Linked DNA regions of Mus musculus: region 2 is linked to region 1. A link is a loop called in an ENCODE intact Hi-C map of the cell type or tissue named here. Cell type or tissue: left cerebral cortex. All regions are shown on one strand. Each heading gives the region's core, and the rest is flanking DNA. Links, peaks and the distances in the headings are about the cores only.

The links. A loop is a pair of places that touch in the nucleus more often than their neighbours do. Peaks named below come from ENCODE experiments on the same cell type or tissue, not always from the same donor. Only the 100,000 strongest peaks of a DNase experiment are listed, where the experiment ranks them.
Region 2: a loop joins it to region 1, with 6 times the contacts of the local background. A loop is called at or near these places in 10 of 42 quality-filtered maps.

Annotation. Positions count from the first base shown.
Region 1 is chr4:121,382,483-121,391,987 of GRCm38, forward strand. No RefSeq gene overlaps it. Among named protein-coding and RNA genes, the nearest start is that of Gm12886, 36 kb to the right of the region's middle. In left cerebral cortex, for the core only: no CTCF peak of the experiment used is centred there; no DNase peak of the experiment used is centred there.
Region 2 is chr4:121,648,392-121,657,896 of GRCm38, forward strand. No RefSeq gene overlaps it. Among named protein-coding and RNA genes, the nearest start is that of Gm12887, 31 kb to the left of the region's middle. In left cerebral cortex, for the core only: no CTCF peak of the experiment used is centred there; no DNase peak of the experiment used is centred there.

The sequences.
Region 1 (9,505 bases), core at 864-8,863:
GTTATCAGTTGGAATCCAGTCTTCTCTTCAGTGTCCAGAATAAAAACAAACCTGCCACAACTAGCCCTAGATGAAAATCAAGTTTTTTTTCCCCAGTCTCAACACAAGATTGAGTCTTATCTTCCAACCACAGGGCCTTTCTTCAAAGGACAGAACAGTGCTGAAGAGCTTATTGCTTCTGAGTACCTTATCTAATGTCTCATATGGCATAGAAACTGAAATAAAACATGCTTACTGGTTAAAGCAGCTGCAACCAAGCACTATATACCTACTTCAACCCCCAGAATTGAACTTTTTGGGAAATCCAGGAGGTGTGAGAAATTAGAGTATTTGTTAGAGGCTTTAGGGTGTCCCTACCTTTTAACAGAAACTGGTGATTCTGTCCTGGAGAAAAGGATTGAGCACAGAGGCAGTCCCAAAACAGTCTTGCAGACAGAAGACACTCATCATCTCACAGGTCAGAAAACTGTTCTTTTGGATGTCTGACTGGAAGATTTGAGTGACTTTTAATGTTGGGACAATTTTGAGGTAGAAATCTATGGAAGGAGGGAAGGAGAAAGGAAGAAGGCAAAGAGAAATGGTGGAGAGAAATGGAGAAGAAGGGAAGGAGGAAGAGACAAGAGTAAGACCCAACAAGTCCATCAAGTGTTTGCAGATTTGCCCGTGTCAGGACCCAGGAGTCTGGAGGAACAGACAATATGTAACCCTCAATGAAGAGGGCTGACAGAGGAAGGCTGGGCAGGATAAAGTAGGGGAGGTTCAGAGACAGAATGGAATTCTTGTTCAAACTTCAGGCAGTATCCAAGGGTTAGCCCTGCATGCACTACTGCTGCAAATGCTAAATGGGTTACTACAGGGTCTCCTGTTTGAGCTTGACCTAGGACAGAGTACCATGATAGGAAAAAGAACGGAAGTGACTTGGCTCAAAGTGCAGGTGGATTTTTTTTTTCAGAGAACCTGAGCAGAGCTTACACTAAGTGAACATGCCTCTTTTACAAACTAGAAACCTTTCCCAAACTAGGAGGAGGGAGAAAGGGAAGGGTTATGTGCATAAGCAGGAGAGTACGCTGTTCTGTGAAGACAGGGTTTGCATTTTGTGGTTACATTGGTTCCCAGGAATTCAAAATGAGGTTCAGAGCAAGGCTATGTTCATGATGTTTTCACATACTGTGGCTTTGTCTTGGAACAAATGGCTGAAGTTTAAGATACATTGGTAACAGGGAAATAATTCCTGAACAGAAGAGCAATGGTTTTTGCTGTACGATCAAGAATTGACAAATGAGACCTTATAAAATTGCAAAGCTTCTGTAAGGCAAAGGACATTGACAATAAGACAAATAGGCCACCAACAGATTGGGAAAGGATCTTTACCCTTTACCAATCCAAAATCAGATAGGGGACTTATATCCAATATATATATACACACACACACATATTCATACATACATACATATTCATACATATACATACACACACTATATATATATGTATATATATATATACACACACACACACACATATATTTATATAAAAAGAACTTAAGAAGATGGACACCAAAATATCCAATAACCCTGTTAAAAAACAGGGTACACGTCTAAACAAAGAATTCTCAACTGAGGAATACCGAATGGCTGAGAAGCACCTGAAAAAAATGGTCAACATCCTTAATCATCAGGGAAATGCAAATTGAAACACCCCTGAGATTTCACCTCACAGCAATCAGAATGGCTAAGATAAAAAATTCAGGTGACAGCAGATGCTGGAGAGGATGCAGATAAAGAGAAACACTCCTCTATTGTTGGTGGGATTTCAAGCTGGTACAAGCACTCTGGAAATTAGTCTGGTGGTTCCTCAGAAAATTGGACATATTTCTACCAGTAGTTCCAGCAATTCCACTCCTGAGCATATACCCAGAAGAAGTTCCTACTTGTAATGTGGACACATGCTCCACTATGTTCATAGCAGCCTTATTTATTTATTTGCCTTTTGAAAGTTGGTGGCATTTCATTTTTTATACATTTTTATTAGATGTTTTCTTCATTTACATTTCAAATGTTATCCCCAAAGTTCCCTGGACTCTTCCCCCGCCCTGCTCCCCAACCTACCCACTCCTGCTTCCTTTCCAGGGCATTCTCCTGCATTGAGGCATAAGATCTTCGCATAGCCAAGAGCTTCTTTTCCCATTGATGGCTGACTAGGCTATCCTCTACTACATATGCAACTAGAGACCAGAAAGAACCCATATATCCCTCAACAGAGGAATGGATACAGAAAATGTGGTACATTTACACAATGGATTGCTAATTAGCAATTTAAAACAATGAATTCATGAAATTCTTAGTCAAATGGATGCATCTGGAGGATATCATCCTGAGTGAAGTAACACAATCACTAAAGAACACACATGATATGCACTCATTGATAAGGGATATTAGCTCAGAACCTTAGAATATCTAAGATACAATTTGCAAAACACATGAAACTCAAGAATAACGAAGACCAAAGTGTGGTTACTTGCTCCATCTTGGAATAGGGAACAAAATACCCATGGAAGGATTTACAGAGACAAAGATTGGAGCTGAGACAGAAGAAAAGACCATCTAGAAATCTGCCCCACCCAGGGATCCATGCCATATACAATCACCAAACCCAGCCACTATTGCCTATGACAACAAGATTTTTCTGACACGACACTGGTATAGCTATTTCCTGTGAGGCTATGCGAGTTCTTTGCAAATACAGAATTGGATTCTCACAGTCATCTATTGGATGGAACACAGGGCCCATAATGAAGGAGATAGAGACAGTACTCTAGGAGCTAAATGCAGAAAGTCTTTAGTAACCATAAAGGAGGATCAACGATATGAACTAAACAGTAACCCCCACCCCCACCCCCGGCCCCAGAGCTCTGTCTCTAGTTGCATATGTAGCAGAGGATGGCCTGGTCGGCCATCAGTGGGAGAAGAGGCCCTTGGTCTTGCAAAGATCATATGCCCCGGTGCAGGGAAAAGACAGGTCCAGGAAGCAGGAGTGGGTGGGTTGGGGAGCAGGACAGGGGGAGGGTATAGCGGGCTTTGGGGAAAGCATTTGAAATTTAAATTAAGAAAATATCTAATAAAAAAGAATGACATCCTGGAAGAAAAAAACGATACTCTGGTAAGTCTGTCACATCTCTCCAAGAGCAGTTAGGCGTTTTTAGCCACTGAGCCATCTTTCTAGTGCAACACCTCCACAGTCTTCAATCTCATTCGTCTATTGTTTGTTGTTGCTGTTTTGTTTTTAAAACAATACACAAAGTTTCACTATATATCTCTGGCTGTCCTGAAGTTAACATGGGTAGATCAGGATGCATTCAAAATCAGAGGTGTGCCTGCCCCTGTTCCACAAATCCAGGGATTTGAGATCTGTGTCAGTACAACCAACTTCTCCAGCCAGTTTTGAACCCATTTTGATTAAACTTTTGCATCATGGTCTCTATTCACAAAGTGTATTTCTTTTTCCTTTTCTCTTTTTTTCTTTTTCTTCTTTTTCTTTTTCTTTTTTCTTTTTCTTTTTCCTTTTCCTTTTCTTTTTCTTTTTCTCTTTTCTTTTCTTTTTTCAATTTTTTTAAATTCGAAGCTAGCCTCACATTCATTATGAAGTCAAGGATGATATTAAACTTAAGATCCTGCTCTCTCCATCTTGGATGGTGGGATTAATCACAATTGCGATCAAAGTTTCTAAGGTTTTCTCTTTAATTGACACACATTCACAGGTTACAATATGGGATTTCCTTTAAACTACTCTGTCCACAGGAAGAGTAGGTGCTAGATATGGGATAAAATTGTATACATGGACAGGAGGGTATGTGTTTAGATATAAGAGACAACTTTCTGGAGTTGGTATCACCTTCCACCAGTGATCTGACAGTCCAAGTCATTTGGACTGGCCTTCTGGGCAACTATTATAATCCACTGACCCATCTTACCTGATGGAAACCAACAAATGTTAAGGAAGGATGAAAGTAAGTACAGAAATATTCACTCTATTATCTCTGATTTTTACAAAAATCTATTTCTAGTTTTCCCATAGCAAAGGTTAAAGTAAGCAAGATTAAGGTATATACTGAGATTTTTAAGTGCCTCCAGTCCTGTCCCCATCTTTAAATTCAGACACATATTTTGAATGTGCTGAAGTACAGCTTTATTTCTTTACAATCTCAAACAGTGAGAATACAGATGAAGTCTCTATCCTGTTCCTTTTCCAAACTGTCAAACTTCCTGCATAAAGAAACTGACATACACACTAGCACCTCCACAGTGTCTTTCTGTTTCTGAAATGACAACATTATTCATCGATTTGCTCATCTCTATAATTTGGAAGTCATCCTAGACTTCTCTCTTTTCACCATTACAATTGATCAACAAATACATCTTGACTCTGATCCCTTGCTAAGAACAGTCTTCTCTGTTCTTCTACACTGAGCTGTTTGTTATATAAGCCTTCTCACACACCTATCTCCTCAGTTCTATCCGTGTCCTCTAAACTTGTACTCCATATGTATCCAGAGTTTATTTAAGAACATAAATTGTATTGATAAAATGGTATAGCAGGTAAAGGTGCCCGTTGTCATGACTGACAACCTGAGTTCAGTTCCTGAGTCTTTTATGGAATGAAGACAGAACCAATTCTCATAAATTATCCTTTAACATTCACAACACACCATACCAAATGTTTGATCATACAATAAATACACAAATGTAATGAAAATTAATTTTAGGTTTTGACCATATGGCTTTTTAGTTCATTATTCACTGCTCTTGCAATGTTACATGTTAGGATCCCATATTGGTTGGTTCACAGATGTCCTCCAATCCAGTTTCAGGGGATTTGACACTCTCTTCTGCCATCCCTGTTACCTGCAGTCACATGATACCTGTAAGCCTGTCTGTCTGTCTGTCTGTCTACCCCAATATTACTTGCCACAGGGCTAGAACAATCTTAATTCCATAAAAAACATATTAATGAAGATGGAGAGAGAGAGAGAGAGAGAGAGAGAGAGAGAGAGAGAGAGAGAGAGAGATATCCATCTAATGGTTCACCTGTCCCAGAGAGTTTTCCAGTATGAAGTAACTTTCGTCTTCCTCATAAGAGCTATCTAGTTGTGTTTTTTGTTTTGTTTTCTCACAAGATGCAGTAATAAAATTTGACAAGGACAGCTGTCTCAGTGTACAAATAAAAAAACCCACTAAGATTTTTCTTTAAATGAGTGGATTCTGAATGTGATCACACAAGTTTATAATGTAGTTCTCATAAGGCTGAGGCAGGAGTGTTGCTGGTGTCTGAGGCTAGCCTGGTATCCAAAGAAAGACTCTATCTCAATTGAAACAGAAATTCAAATATCATGTGGATACACACTAGAAAGGAGAACCAAGGGAAAGGAGTGAAAGTTGGGATAAGAAAGAACACTCTGCAGTTGAGATCCGAGGTCTGAGGTAAGTTAAGTATCATAGATCCTCAGTTCTACACCCAACAACAACAGTTATAATCACAGTAGATCACAACTGTCTGTAACACCAATTCCAGAGAAGCAGAGCTTCTTTTAGACATACATGCAGAAAAATATCTATATACATACAATAATTAAAATAAATTTTAAATGAATCAGGAGTTACCTTAATGATTTTCTGCAAGAAACTGAGATCATATCTTTCATGGGAAGTATTGGGCATCTCTTAATCACTGAGGTACTAGAGAAATCATAGGTGATTGTCAGGTCTGATGTTTTCATTGGAGTGTACCAACAGTATCTTCACAGATTAAGCTATTTAATACACCATGGCTCCCCTAACCATAGTGTTTTAAGGACCATCTTCTCAAAGGCCAAATACAAACCTTTCACAGAAAATAAGTCAAGAGAGGCTGGAAAAATAGCTCAGTCAGTGAAAGGCTTGTTGTTCTAAATACTGAACTGAGTGGGAATCACATGGCCCTATTTAAAAAATTATTTAAAAAATACATAGAAAATCTGGACACAGCAATAATCTAGAATATCAACACTTGGGAGATGGAGACAGGAGTATCTCTGGGGCTTGTAAATCAGCAAGTCTATCTCATTTGTGAGTTCCAGTTCCATTGAGAGACATTTGGCATCATCATCATCATCACCATCACCATCATCATCATCATCATCATCATTTTGACTAGCAAGCACACACTAAACAAATAATTATAGTTTTAAAAAATTTAAATATCAAGTGGTCACCCACAACTTTAATGTCTGCACTGCAGAGGCAGAGTCAAAGTATCTCTATGAATTGGAATCAGACTTAACTACACAGCCAGTTCTGGATAGCCAGTGCTACACAGAGAAGTCCTGTATCAAAACCATCGAACTAAAACAAAACTAAACAGAAGAGAAGTAGAGGGCTGGAGAGATGGCTGAGTGGGTAAGAGCTATTCCTTCTCTGGCAGGGGCCTCCAATCCAATTCCTAGTTACCACAATCTGTAGCTCAAAGTCACCTGTAACTTCAGCTTTAGGTAATGTGATACACACTTGTGCACATTCCAAGCTTTCCTCCCCAAAGAAACACAGGGAATAAATAACAACAAATTAAACATTTAAATTTCCTAAAAAGGTAAGGTAGAAAAACAATTGAAGAACACACCTAACATCTGGATGTTATGGGGACCTGCAGTCTTGCTGGAAGAAGGGTATCACTGGGGTGGGATTTAAGGGTTGACAACCTTGACCCACAGCCAGTTTGCTCTCCCTGATTCCTGCTTGTACTTAAAGCAGTTCACTTTCACGTTCCTTTTTCCTGCTGCCATGCTTTCTGACATGAAGCGCTTTTATCTCTTTGGAACAATAAGTCCACATAAGTTGTACATAAGTTGCTTTTCATCTTCATGTTTTTATCACAGCAACATAAAAATTACTCACACAGGCTGAGTCCTTCATATATCCATTAGAGTTCTTGAGCATGATGGCACATGCGGGCAGTGTCAACACTCATGAGTCTGGGGCAAGAAGGTCAAGTTCCAGACCAGGTTGGACTAAGGAAAAAATCCAGAACTACCACCCTCCCAACCCCATCCCCACAAAAATAAAGTAAAACCAGTGCGGATATGGTTTTCAATGGAAAGTGTTAAAATAGCATTGCTTATCAAACCCCTCAGAGAATAAGCTGGCATCATACCTCCATCATACTGTCATCAAACTCTAGGAGAGGGATGTAAATTCTGGGCATTTCTCTTCCAGTATTCTTTTTAATGATACCAATCCTTTTGGTGTCTCTCAGCTAAAAAGAAAAATGATGGAAGTTTGTGAATCAAAACATCAATTTTAAAACATTTATTAACTTATTGTTTATGTGTACAGGTATATATTTTTTTACATGTATGCCTATGCAGCCTGTGTGTGAAATAACCACAGTGGCCAGAAGAGGCTATCAGATACTCTGGAACGGGAGTTAAAAACAGTTGTAAAGTAAACATGTGGATGCTGGGAACTGAACACCGGTCCTCTATTCTCTTGGAAAATGAGCCATCTATCCAGTCCATGAAACACCAATTTCTAAAATCCAACATTCAAACACAATATAATAGAAAGATATTAATTTGATATTTATACTCTATAGAAAAATTTTAAATCCTTGATTCTTGTAATTGAAGCCTTGTTTCTATAAGAGCATGTACATTGTTGCATGATAAAAGAACAGGAGGTCATAACATACCTCAGTCTGGAGTCTGAGCTGAGGGTCTGAGGCAGCATTTAATGGCATTTCTGGTGGGCCAGCATATACAATGCACAGTGGAAGAGTTTTATGTTTAGAACCAAGGCTCCAGTAAAGTGGGAGATGCTTACAATGCCAGGAAAACTCAATTCACTTCATCCTTGATATTGAATTTTTGTTTGTTCATTGTGTGTTCAGAATACTGTTTCCACATCTCCTGAACCATCACATTCAGTTTGATAAAACTCTCAATGATGTCTCATACCACAGTTAAAACAAGCTGGAACCTAGTAGATGAGGGCAGCCTCCAGCATAAAGGACAATATTTGTGAAAAGTCTATGTGACTTCAAGGTCCAGAGGATATAAATAATTCCCAGAAATTTGGCAAAACAAATAGTATAATTAAAAAGTGTTGTATATGAGTGTGTGTGTATTTCTGTTGGTATGTGTGTATTGCTGTAGTGGTGGGGGATAGAGAATGAAGACCTGTTTAGTGGTTAAGAGTGTGTAGTATTTTCAGAAGACCTACGTCCCAGCCCCAAGATCAGGAAGACACCCCCAAGGTCCCTAGAGAACTCTCCACACGATCTTAGGACCACTGGTGAGTGGAACACAATTTCTCTTCCAATCCAATCACTGGGGACCAGAGGCAGCATTAGGGAAGCAGAAAACCTGGCCTGACCAGGGTCACATGTCCCATCTGGTAGGCACCACAACCAGGTCACCTTGAGCACAGAGTTGGTGAACCACTGAGCCATCTTATCAGACCGAAATTGACAAATGTTAACAAGAGATAATTTGTAGAACAGAGCTCATCATTCTATTGTTCAATGTTTTTGCATCTATTTATAATTTTCTCATAAAATTGTTAAAGTAAACAATATCAAAGTATATACTGAAAACTTCTGAGTACATCTAACCTTGTTGTCATCTTGTCAGGCATGTATTTCCACTGGCCTGATATACCGCTCTATTTGGTGGCCATGTCAAAGCAATACTTACAAATAAACTCTACATCATGCCATCTCACACCACAGTTAAACTGCCTGCCTAACAAATGAACACATACACCCTCTGTTCCTCCCCAGTGGCTCCCTGTCTCTGTAAATGACAATGCAATTCAGCCAGTTGCTCATCCTGTTAACTTAGGTGTCATCCTTTTTTCCTCTATAATCCCATCATGTTATATATAAAAAAATACACCCAGAATCTTTTCCCTTCTAACCACCCTGTTGAAAGCAGCCTTCCCTGTCATTCTACTCTAATTGTGACAAAGGCCTTATTGCTAGTCTCCTTGATTATATACTTTTCTCCTCCATAAGCATCCAGAGGAGTTCAATTAAGAACATCCCCTGGGTTGCAAAGGTGTTAGAGCAGGTAAAGACATCTGTTGCCAAGACAACCTGGCTTCACTTCTTGAATGCCATGTAGAAGAAAGACAGAAGTGACTCCTTTAAACTTCCCTCTGACCTTCACATCTACAGCATGGCACATGTGTGACCACACACAATAAGTAATGTAAATGAAAATTAACTTTAGTGGCTACAGAGATTTCTTAGTAGGACCCAAGTTAACATCCCCACCACCCACACAGTTGGTTCAGAGAAGCCTGTCCTCCAGCTTCAGAGGACCTGGCACCTTCTTCTGGTCTCCCTGTCACCCACAGCACATATATACACCCATACAATGTTCATACCCTACCTATCACATGGCTGGAACATTCTTACTTCCATGAAATCCTGTCAATTTATTTGGAGAGAGATAGATGGCCACCTGATGATTTTCTGT
Region 2 (9,505 bases), core at 859-8,858, 270 kb after region 1:
GTTTGATGAGAGTATGATGGAGGTATGATGCCAGCTTATTCTCTGAGGGGTTTGATAAACAACGCTATTTGAATACTTTCCATTGAAAATCATATCCTCATTGGTTTTTCTTTATTTTTCTGGAGGTAGGGGGTGGGAGGGTGGTAGTTCTGAATTTTTCTCTATAGTCCAAGCTGGTCTGGAACTTGACCTTCTTGCCCCAGGCTCATGAGTGTTGATATTGCCAGCATGTGCCATCATGCTCAAGAACTCTCATGGATGTATGAAGGTCTCAGCCTGTGTGAGTAATTTTTATGTTGCTGTGATAAAAACATGAAGATGAAAAGCAACTTATGTACAGTTAATATTGACTTATGGTTCCAAAGAGATAAAAGCTCATCATGACAGAAAAGCATGGCAGCAGGGAAAAGGAAGGTGAATAAGATCTGCTTTAAGAGCAAGCAGGAATCAGGGAGAGCAAACTGGAAGTGAGGCAAGGCTGTGAACACTTAAGTCCCACCCCAGTGATACACTTTGTCCAGCAAGACTGCAGGTCCCCATAACATCCTCAAACAACACCATCACATGGAGACCCTAAATTTAAATACCTGGGAGTATGGGGGATATCCTCATCCAACCACCACACAACTAAACTCACCTCTCCTCTGAAAGAAGCTCCAGTTATAAACAGACCCATCCTTTGCTTTCTCACTGCTCCTTTCTTAAAATGTGGTGAAAAACATCTTGAATGGCAGTTCTCATGAGCTCCTGGTTATTGATAAGGATCCTGAGTTGCAGCAAGGCCTCAATTCTATTCCATTTACTGCTGCATACAAGCTATTGTCAATGGACTTCTATTCCATGGTGACACGTACACAGAATTGATGTTTTTCTTTTCAAATAAATTGACTGTATTTTGAGATCTTCCCATATCAATGAAAAGAAGTTATCTGTGAGATGTACCACTAAGAAGCTTTATGGAACTTAAATTATTTTATTTCTGTGTTTTTGTGTTTGTGTTTGTGTTTGTGTTTGTGTTTGTGTTTGTGTTTGTGTTTGTGTGTGTGTGTGTGTCTCTGTGTGTGTGTGTGTGTGTGTGTGTGTGTGTGTGTGTATTCATATAAATGTTTCCTTGTGTATGTGTACCTGTATGAGCAGGTGTCTGGAAGACAGATGTTAGGTGTGTTCTTCAATTGTTTTTCTACCTTACCTTTTTAGGAAATCTAAATTTTTATTTATTTTTTGTTATTTATTCCCTGTGTGTGTTTGGGGAGGAATGCTGGGAATGTGCACAAGTGTGTATCACATTACCCAAAGCCTAAGTTACAGGTCAGTTTGAGCTACAGATTGTGATAACTAGGAATTGGATTTGAGTCCCGTGCCAGAGCAGGAACCACTCTTACCCACTCAGCCATCTCTCTAGCCCTCTACTTCTCTTCAGTTTAGTTTTGTTTTAGTTTGATGGTTTTGATACAGGATATCTCTGTGTAGCACTGGCTATCCAGAACTGGCTGTGTAGATGAGGCTGGTTCCAATTCATAAAGATACTTTGCCTCTGCCTCTGCAGTGCAGAAATTAAAGTTGTGGGTGACCACTTGATATTTAAAAAATTTAAAACTATAATTATTTGTTTATGGTGTGCTTGCTGGACAAAATGAAGATGATGATGACTGATGATATAAAATGTCTCTCAATGGAACTGGATCTCACAAATGAGCTATACTTGCTGATTGACAGGCCTCTGAGACCTTTCTGTCTCCATCTCCCAAGTGTTGATATTCTAGATTACTGCTGTGTTTGGATTTTCTATGTATTTGTTTAAATTATTTTTTAAAAGGGTCATGTGATTCACACTCATTTTGGTATGCTGCATGACAAGCCTTTCACTAGCTGAGCTATTTTTCCAGCCTCTTTTGATTTCATTTCTATGAAAGATTTGTATTTGGCCTTTGAGAGGACGGTCCTTGTAACACTCTGGTTAGGGGAGCCATAGTGTTTTATATAACTTAATCTGTGAATATACTGTTGGAACACTCCAATGTAAACATCAGAGCTGACAATCACCTATGATTTCTCCAGTACTTCAGTGATTAAGAGATGCCCAATACCTCCCATGAAAGATATGGTCTCAGTTTCTGGCAGAAATACATTAAGGTAACTTCTGATTAATTTAAAATTTATTTTAAATTATTGTATGTATATAAATATTTTTCCTGCAAGTATGTCTAAGAGAAGCTCTGCTTCTCTGGAATTGGTGTTACAGAGAGTTGTGATCTACTGTGATTACAGCTGTTGTTATTGGGGGGTAGAACTGAGGATCTGTGATACTAAACTTACCTCATACCTCAACTGCAGTCTTCTCTCTTCCCCCAACTTTCACTTCTATCCCATTGTTCTCATTTCTATTGTGTATCCACACGATGTTTGAATTTCTGTTTCAATTGAGATAAAGTCTTTGTTTGGATACCAGGTTAGCCTCAGACACCAGCAACACTTCTGCCTCAGCCTTATGAGAACTAGATGATAAACTTGTGTGATCACATTCAGAATCCACTCATTTAAGGAAAAATCTTAGTAGGTTTGTTATTTGTACACTAAGACAATTGTCCTTGTCAATTTTTTTTACTGCATTTTGTGAGAAAACAAAACAAAACAAAATACAACTAGATAGCACTAATGAGGAAGAAGACAGTTACTTCATACTGGAAAACTCTCAGGGACAGGTGAATCATTAGATGGACACACCTCTCTCTCCATCTTCATTAACAGGTTTTTATGGAACTAAGATTGTTCTAGCCCTGTGGCAGGTAATATTGGGATAGGCAGACAGACAGACAGACAGACAGATATCACATGTCTGCAGGTAACAGAGAGGGCAGAAGAGAGTGTCAAATCCCCTGAAATTGGGTTGGAGGACATCTGTGAGCCAACCAATGTGGTATCCTAACTTGTAACCTTTGCAAGAGCAGTGAACACTAAACTAAAAAGCCATATGGTCAGTTCATAAATTTAATTTTCATTACATTTGTGTATTTATTGTGTGGTCAAACATTTGGTGTGGCGTGCTTATGAATGTTAAAGGATAATTTAAGAGAATTGGTTCTGTCTTTGTTCCATAAAATATTCAGGGAGTGAACTCAGGTTGTCAGTCATGACAATGGGTAACTTTACCCGCTATACCACTTTATCAATACAATTTATGTACTTAAATAAACTCTGGATTAAATAAACTATGGAGTACAAGTTTAGAGGACACAGATAGAACTAAGGAGATAGATGTGTGAAAAGTCTTTTGTAACAAACATCTCAGTGTAGAAGAACAGGGAAGACTGTTCTTAGCAAGGGATCAGAGTCAAGGTGTATTTGTTGATCAAATGTAATGGTGAAAGGAGAGGATTCCAGGATGACTCCCAAATTACAGAGATGAGCAACTTGATGAAAAATGTTGTCATTTCATAAACGGGAAGATACTGTGGAGGTGTTAGTGTGTATGTCAGTTTCTTTACACAGGCAGTTTGTCTGTTGTATAAAGGGACAGGATAGACTTCATCTGTAGTCATACTGTTGGAGAGTGTAAAAAAATAAAGCTGTACTTCAGCACATTCAAAATATGTGTCTGAATTTAAAGATGGGGACTGGACTGAAGGCACTTAAAAATCTCAGTATATACCTTAATCTTGCTTACTTTGACTTTTATTGTGGAAAAAATAGAAATAGATTTTTGTAAAAACCAGGGATAATAGAGTGAATATCTCTGTACTTACTTTCATACTTCCTTAACATTTGTTGGTTTCCATCAGGTAAGATGGCTCAGTGGATTGAGATAGTTGCCAGGAAGGCCAGACCAACTGACTTGGACTGTCAGATCCCTGGTGGAAGGATATCCCAACTCCAGAAAGTTGTCTCTTACCTCTACACATATACCTTCGTGTCCATGTAGACAATTAATTTTATCCTGTATCTAGCACCTACTCTTCCTGTGGGCAGAGTAGTTGAAAGAAAATCCCATATTGTGACCCATGAATGTGTGTCAATTAAAGAGAAGAACCATATAAACTTTGATTGCAAGTGTCATTAATTCCACCACTCCAAGATGGAGAGAGCAGTATCTGAATTTCAATATCAACCTTGACCTCATAATGAATATGAGGCTAGCCTTGAATACAAAAAAAGAAAAGAAAAGAAAAGAAAAGAAAAGAGAAGAGAAGAGAAGAGAAGAGAAGAGAGAAAGAAGAAAAGAAGAGAGGAGAGGAAAGGAGAGGAGAGGAGAGGAGAGGAAAGGAAAGGGAAGAAAAGGAAAGGAAAGGAAAAGAAAAGAAATACACTTTGTAAATAGAGACCTTGAAGCAAGAGTTTGATCAAAGTGAGTGCAAAATTTGCTGGAGAAGTTGGTTGTACTGACACAGGTCTGGAATCCCTGAATTTGTGGAACCGGGGCTGGCACACCTGTGATTTGGAATGCATCCTGATCTACCCAGTTAACTTCAGGACAACCAGAGATATATAGTGAAACGCTGTGCTCTGATAAAATTTAAAAAAACACATGAATAAGATTGAATACTGTGGAGGGGATGCTCTAGAAAGATGTCTCAGTAGCTAAAAACCCCTAATTGCTCTTGCAGAGATGTGACAGACTTACCAATGTATCTTTTTTTTTCTATCCAGGAAGTCATTCTTTTTTCTTTTCTTTTTTTATTAGATATTTTCTTCATTTACATTTCAAATGCTATCCCCAAAGCCTCGTATACCTTCCCCCGACCCTGTACCCTAACCCACATACTCCTGCTTCCTGACCCTGGCACTCCACTGTACTGGGGCATATCTTTACAAGACCAAGGTCCTCTCTTCCCACAAAGGATAAACAGGATGAGAAAGAAATTAGAGAAACAACACCCTTCACAAAAGTCACAAATAATATAAAATACCTTGGTGTGACTCTTAGTAAGGACGTGAAAGAGCTGTATGATAAGAACCTCAAGTCTCTGAAGAAAGAAACTGAAGAAGATCTCAGAAGATGGAAAGATTTCCCATGCTCATGGTTTGGCAGGATAAATATAGTCAAAATGGCTATCTTGCCAAAAGCAATCTACAGATTCATTGTAATCCCTATGAAAATTCCAACTCAATTCTTCAACGAATTAGAAAGAGCAATCTGCAAATTCATCTGGAATAACAAAAAACCTAGGATAGCAAAAACTCTTCTCAAGGATAAAAGAACCTATGGTGGAATCACCATGCCTGACCTAAAGCTGTACTACAGAGCAATTGTGATAAAAACTGCATGGTACTGGTATAGCAACAGACAAGTAGACCAGTGGAATAGAATTGAAGACCCAGAAATGAATCCACACACCTATGGTCACTTGATCTTTAACAAGGGAGCTAAAACCTTCCAGTGGAAAAAAGACCACATTTTCAACAAATGGTGCTGGCACAACTGGCAGTTAAAATGTAGAAGAAGGCAAATTGATCCATTCTTATCTCCTTGTACTAAGGTCAAATCTAAGTGGATCAATGACCACCACATAAGATCAGAGACAGTGAAACTTATAGAGGAGAAAGTGGGGAAAGGCCTAGAAGATATGGGCACAGACCATTTTGTCAAAGATATTTGCAGGCCCTTTAAGTTGAAAATCTTCATTCTCATCTGCTCCTATGATCTGTAGGTTTGGTCTTCTCATTGTGTCCTGGATTTCCTGAATGTTTTGAGTTGATCTTTTTGCATTTTGCATTTTCTTTGATTGTTGTGCCGATGTTCTGCATGGAATCTTCTGCAACTGAGATTCTCTCTTCCATCTCTAGTATTCTGTTGCTGATGGTTCCATTTATGATTCCAGATTTCTTTCCTAGTTTTTCTATCTCCACTGTTGCCTCACTTTGGGTTTTCTTTATTGTGCCTACTTCCCTTTTTAGGTCTATTATGGTTTTGCTCATTTTCATCACCTGTTTGGTTGTGTTTTCCTGGTTTTTGTTGTTGTTGTTGTTGTTTTGTTTTTTGTTTTTTAGAACTTGTAAGTTTTTAGCAGTGTTCTCCTGTATTTCATTAAGTGAGTTATTACAGTCCTTCTTGATGTCCTCTACCATCATCATGAGATATGCTTTTTTAAAATCCAGCTATAGCTTTTAGGGTGTGTTGGGGTGACCACAACTGGCTGATGTGGGAGTGCTGCATTCTGATGATGGTGAGTGGTCTTGGTTTCTGTTAATAAGATTCTTACGTTTGCCTTTTGCCATCTGGTAATCTCTGGAGTTAGTTGTTATAGTTGTCTCTGGTTAGAGCTTGTTCCTCCCGTGATTCTGTTAGACTCTATCAGCAGACCTGAAACACTAGATCTCTCCTGAGTTTCAGTGGTCAGATCACTCTCTGCAGGCAAGCTCTTCTCTTGCAGTGAAGGTGCAAAGATATCTGGCCTTCAGACCTGCCTCCTGGCAGAAGATGAAGGCCTGAAACAGGGCCTGTCCCAGAAGCTGTGTAGTTTCTGCCTGTCCCCGAAACAGTCAGCTTTTGTAGTCCACACTCTCACCTGTGCAGACTAGTCTCTGAGTGGTCTGGGAACCAAGATGGCTCCCCCAGTTGCTCCAGCAGTGCCCTCCCGGGTGGGGCAGACACATCTTCTCTGGCAAGAAAGGTGTCCAGATGCCTGGAGCCCGAAACAAAGTCTACCTCAGAGGCTGTGTTACTTCTGCCTGTCCCAGAAGCTATTAGCTTCTGTAGTCTACACTCTCACCTGTGCAGACTAGTCTCGGAGGGATCCAGGGACCAAGATGGCTCCTCCAGGTTGGAAGTTTCTTAAGAGAGAGCAGTTTAGAGAAAAAGGGAGGAGTCAGTTTTACCTGGAGAATTTTACAGAGACAGGTTGAAGATGGAACCAGCTAGACATGGTTGAAGATAGAGCAAACCAAAAAATGGGGAGCCTGAAGATTAGAATAGATTGGCAGATTTAGTTTGAGGCTAAGCAGAGCAAAAGTCAGAGGCCAAGAAAGATGACAGATTGGATAAATCAAGATGGAGAGGAGTTTTGAACCAAAACAGTTAAGTTGACCAACCAGCCAGAGTTCAGAAGGAGCTAAAAAGAGTGAGCTTATTGAGCAGCATGTTTCAGAGGCTAAAACAGTATAGGACTAGATTTGATTGTACAGAAGCTAGAAGTTTCCTGGACTAGGCCTATTTTAGGGAATGGAGGTAATAATCCTCAGAGGAAAAAAAATTACATCAGGAGATTAAAAGTTACATTTACAAAACTATACTGAACAAAATTGGAAAAATCTAAAAGAAATGGCAATTTTATTCATATATATCACTTACCAAAATTTAACCTGTTGAGGCCTACTCCTCTTAAGACAACTGTAGCCATTTTGTATTCAGTCTCCATTTTGGTCATAAGTTGAAATTAAGTCTAGAATACCCATGGTACAACCAACAGACCAATAATATTTAACTATAAGAAAGGCCCAATTGAGGATGGTTCAGTCCAACTTAGAATGGGTAACTAATCATGGGAGGCAGATAGAGGGAAGGACCTAGTTAGGAGAGGGGAAGGGCAGGGTAAAAGGGGTCCAGGATCAGGTATGTGGGAAGGGAACAGTAGAGAAGCCCAGACAATATGCAGCTTCTGGGGGCAAGATGTGTGTGGGGGGGAACCTCTAGAAAGTCCAGGAGATCTGGGATGTGAGGGACTCCCAGGATTCAATGGGGGTGACCTTAACCTAAATGCCCAACACTGTAAGGATTAAACCCAAAGAGACCACCTGACCTAGATAGACAGGGCCCCAAGTGGAGGGATAGGGTCACCAACGTATCTTTAAAAATTTTGAACCACAATTGTTTCTGTTTAAAAGAACTGCATGGACAAGAATGGAGGAAAGATGCTCAGACCATTTAGATGACAATTTTTCCTTCTTCAAATAACTGGTCATATTGGTGTCTAAGTTATTTATAGCTTATAGATTTTAGAAAACAATCAAACAAAACAAAACGGACAACCAGCTCCTCAACTCAAGGTAATCCACTACTGTTATTTAAAAGGGCAAAGAGATTTCCTTTACTCACAGGCTTCATATTAAATGAGTGTTCTCAATAGTTACCTACCTGTGTCTCATAATAAATCATTGGATAAAAATATATTAAATTTGAACTTTAAGGTCTAAAAAATGCATATAGAAAATGTTTGAGATTGATTAATGCAAGTGATGAAAGTTAAAGGATTTAAAATAACTTGGATGGGGGCTTTTAATACTATTGTAATGATATGGAATTGGACTAGGAACTTGTGAGGAGGTACATAGCAGACTGTGCTTTCTTTACATTTGTAAAGAATTGTTCACTCTCATTGTGGTAGCTAGTGCCTGTAGACAGAGAGTTCAGGAGAGTAATTCTCCAGCATTCAGGAGGCAGATGTTGAAGGAAATTTTCAAATTTGAAGCCTCCATGATCTACATGGTAAGTTCCAAGTCAGTTAAATCTACATGTAAATACCCATTAATAATAATTTATATTTAGTTTAAAGTAAAATGAAGTGTGAGGATCATTTTATTTGTGACACTAGATGGTCATGCAGATATTACTAATGGTTCCTGAAATGAAGGCTGGCTGTGTGCTCTGGGGAGAATTTGTCATTAGAAAGAAGGGGGTTGAGGAAGAGTGACAGCAGCTTTGATTATAGGAATACAGGCTTTTTTTTTCTTTTCTTTTCTTTTTTTTTTTAAACAGAGACAGAACAAAACAAAACAAAACAAAAACATTTTTTTTCATGATTTTATTAGCTGGGAAGATTCTTTGTCTTCAAAAATCTTAAGGCGTTTCCCTCTATAAGGCTCAGCTCAGTGGCCCATTGTCCTGTAGATTACCTGGCTTTGTCCTGTAGCTGGTCAATTGCTTCTTTTTCTCTTGGAATAAGGTGAAGGTGGGGTCAGGCCAGGAATATTCCTTGGACTGAAGAAAGGGAGGAGGGAAACTGCATAGCATCAGGATTTATGGAATAAAGCAAGGAGAACATTTTTTGACTTGTCTCACTAGTGTCCTCAGTTCTGTTTTATTTGCTGTATTGAGAATACATTATAGATGTCACAGAAGGTACAAGCAAACACTGAAGACGTTAAACTCCAGAGATAACTGTGACTTAGACATACATAGTGACATTTGTATAGTAACATGATATGTGGGGAGGATGGAACTTTTGATAAACTTATGGGTGGTGTCAACATATTTAGGTATGGCATGAGAGACAAAGGTAGCAGGCATGACATGATACTAAAACTTTTGGTTTGGACAAATAAAAAATGAAGATGTTTTACCAAGATGTGCTTAGTTGAACTTTCAGTGTGTATGTGTGTGTGGAGAGAGAGAGAGAGAGAGAGAGACAGAGACAGAGAGAGACAGAGACAGAGACAGACAGAGAGAGACAGAGAGAGAGACAGAGAGAGAGACAGACAGAGAGAGAGACAGACAGAGAGAGAGACTGAGATAGAGAGGCAGAGAGAAAGAGACAGAGAGAAAGAGAATAGAGAGGAATTTTGAGGTGAGTTA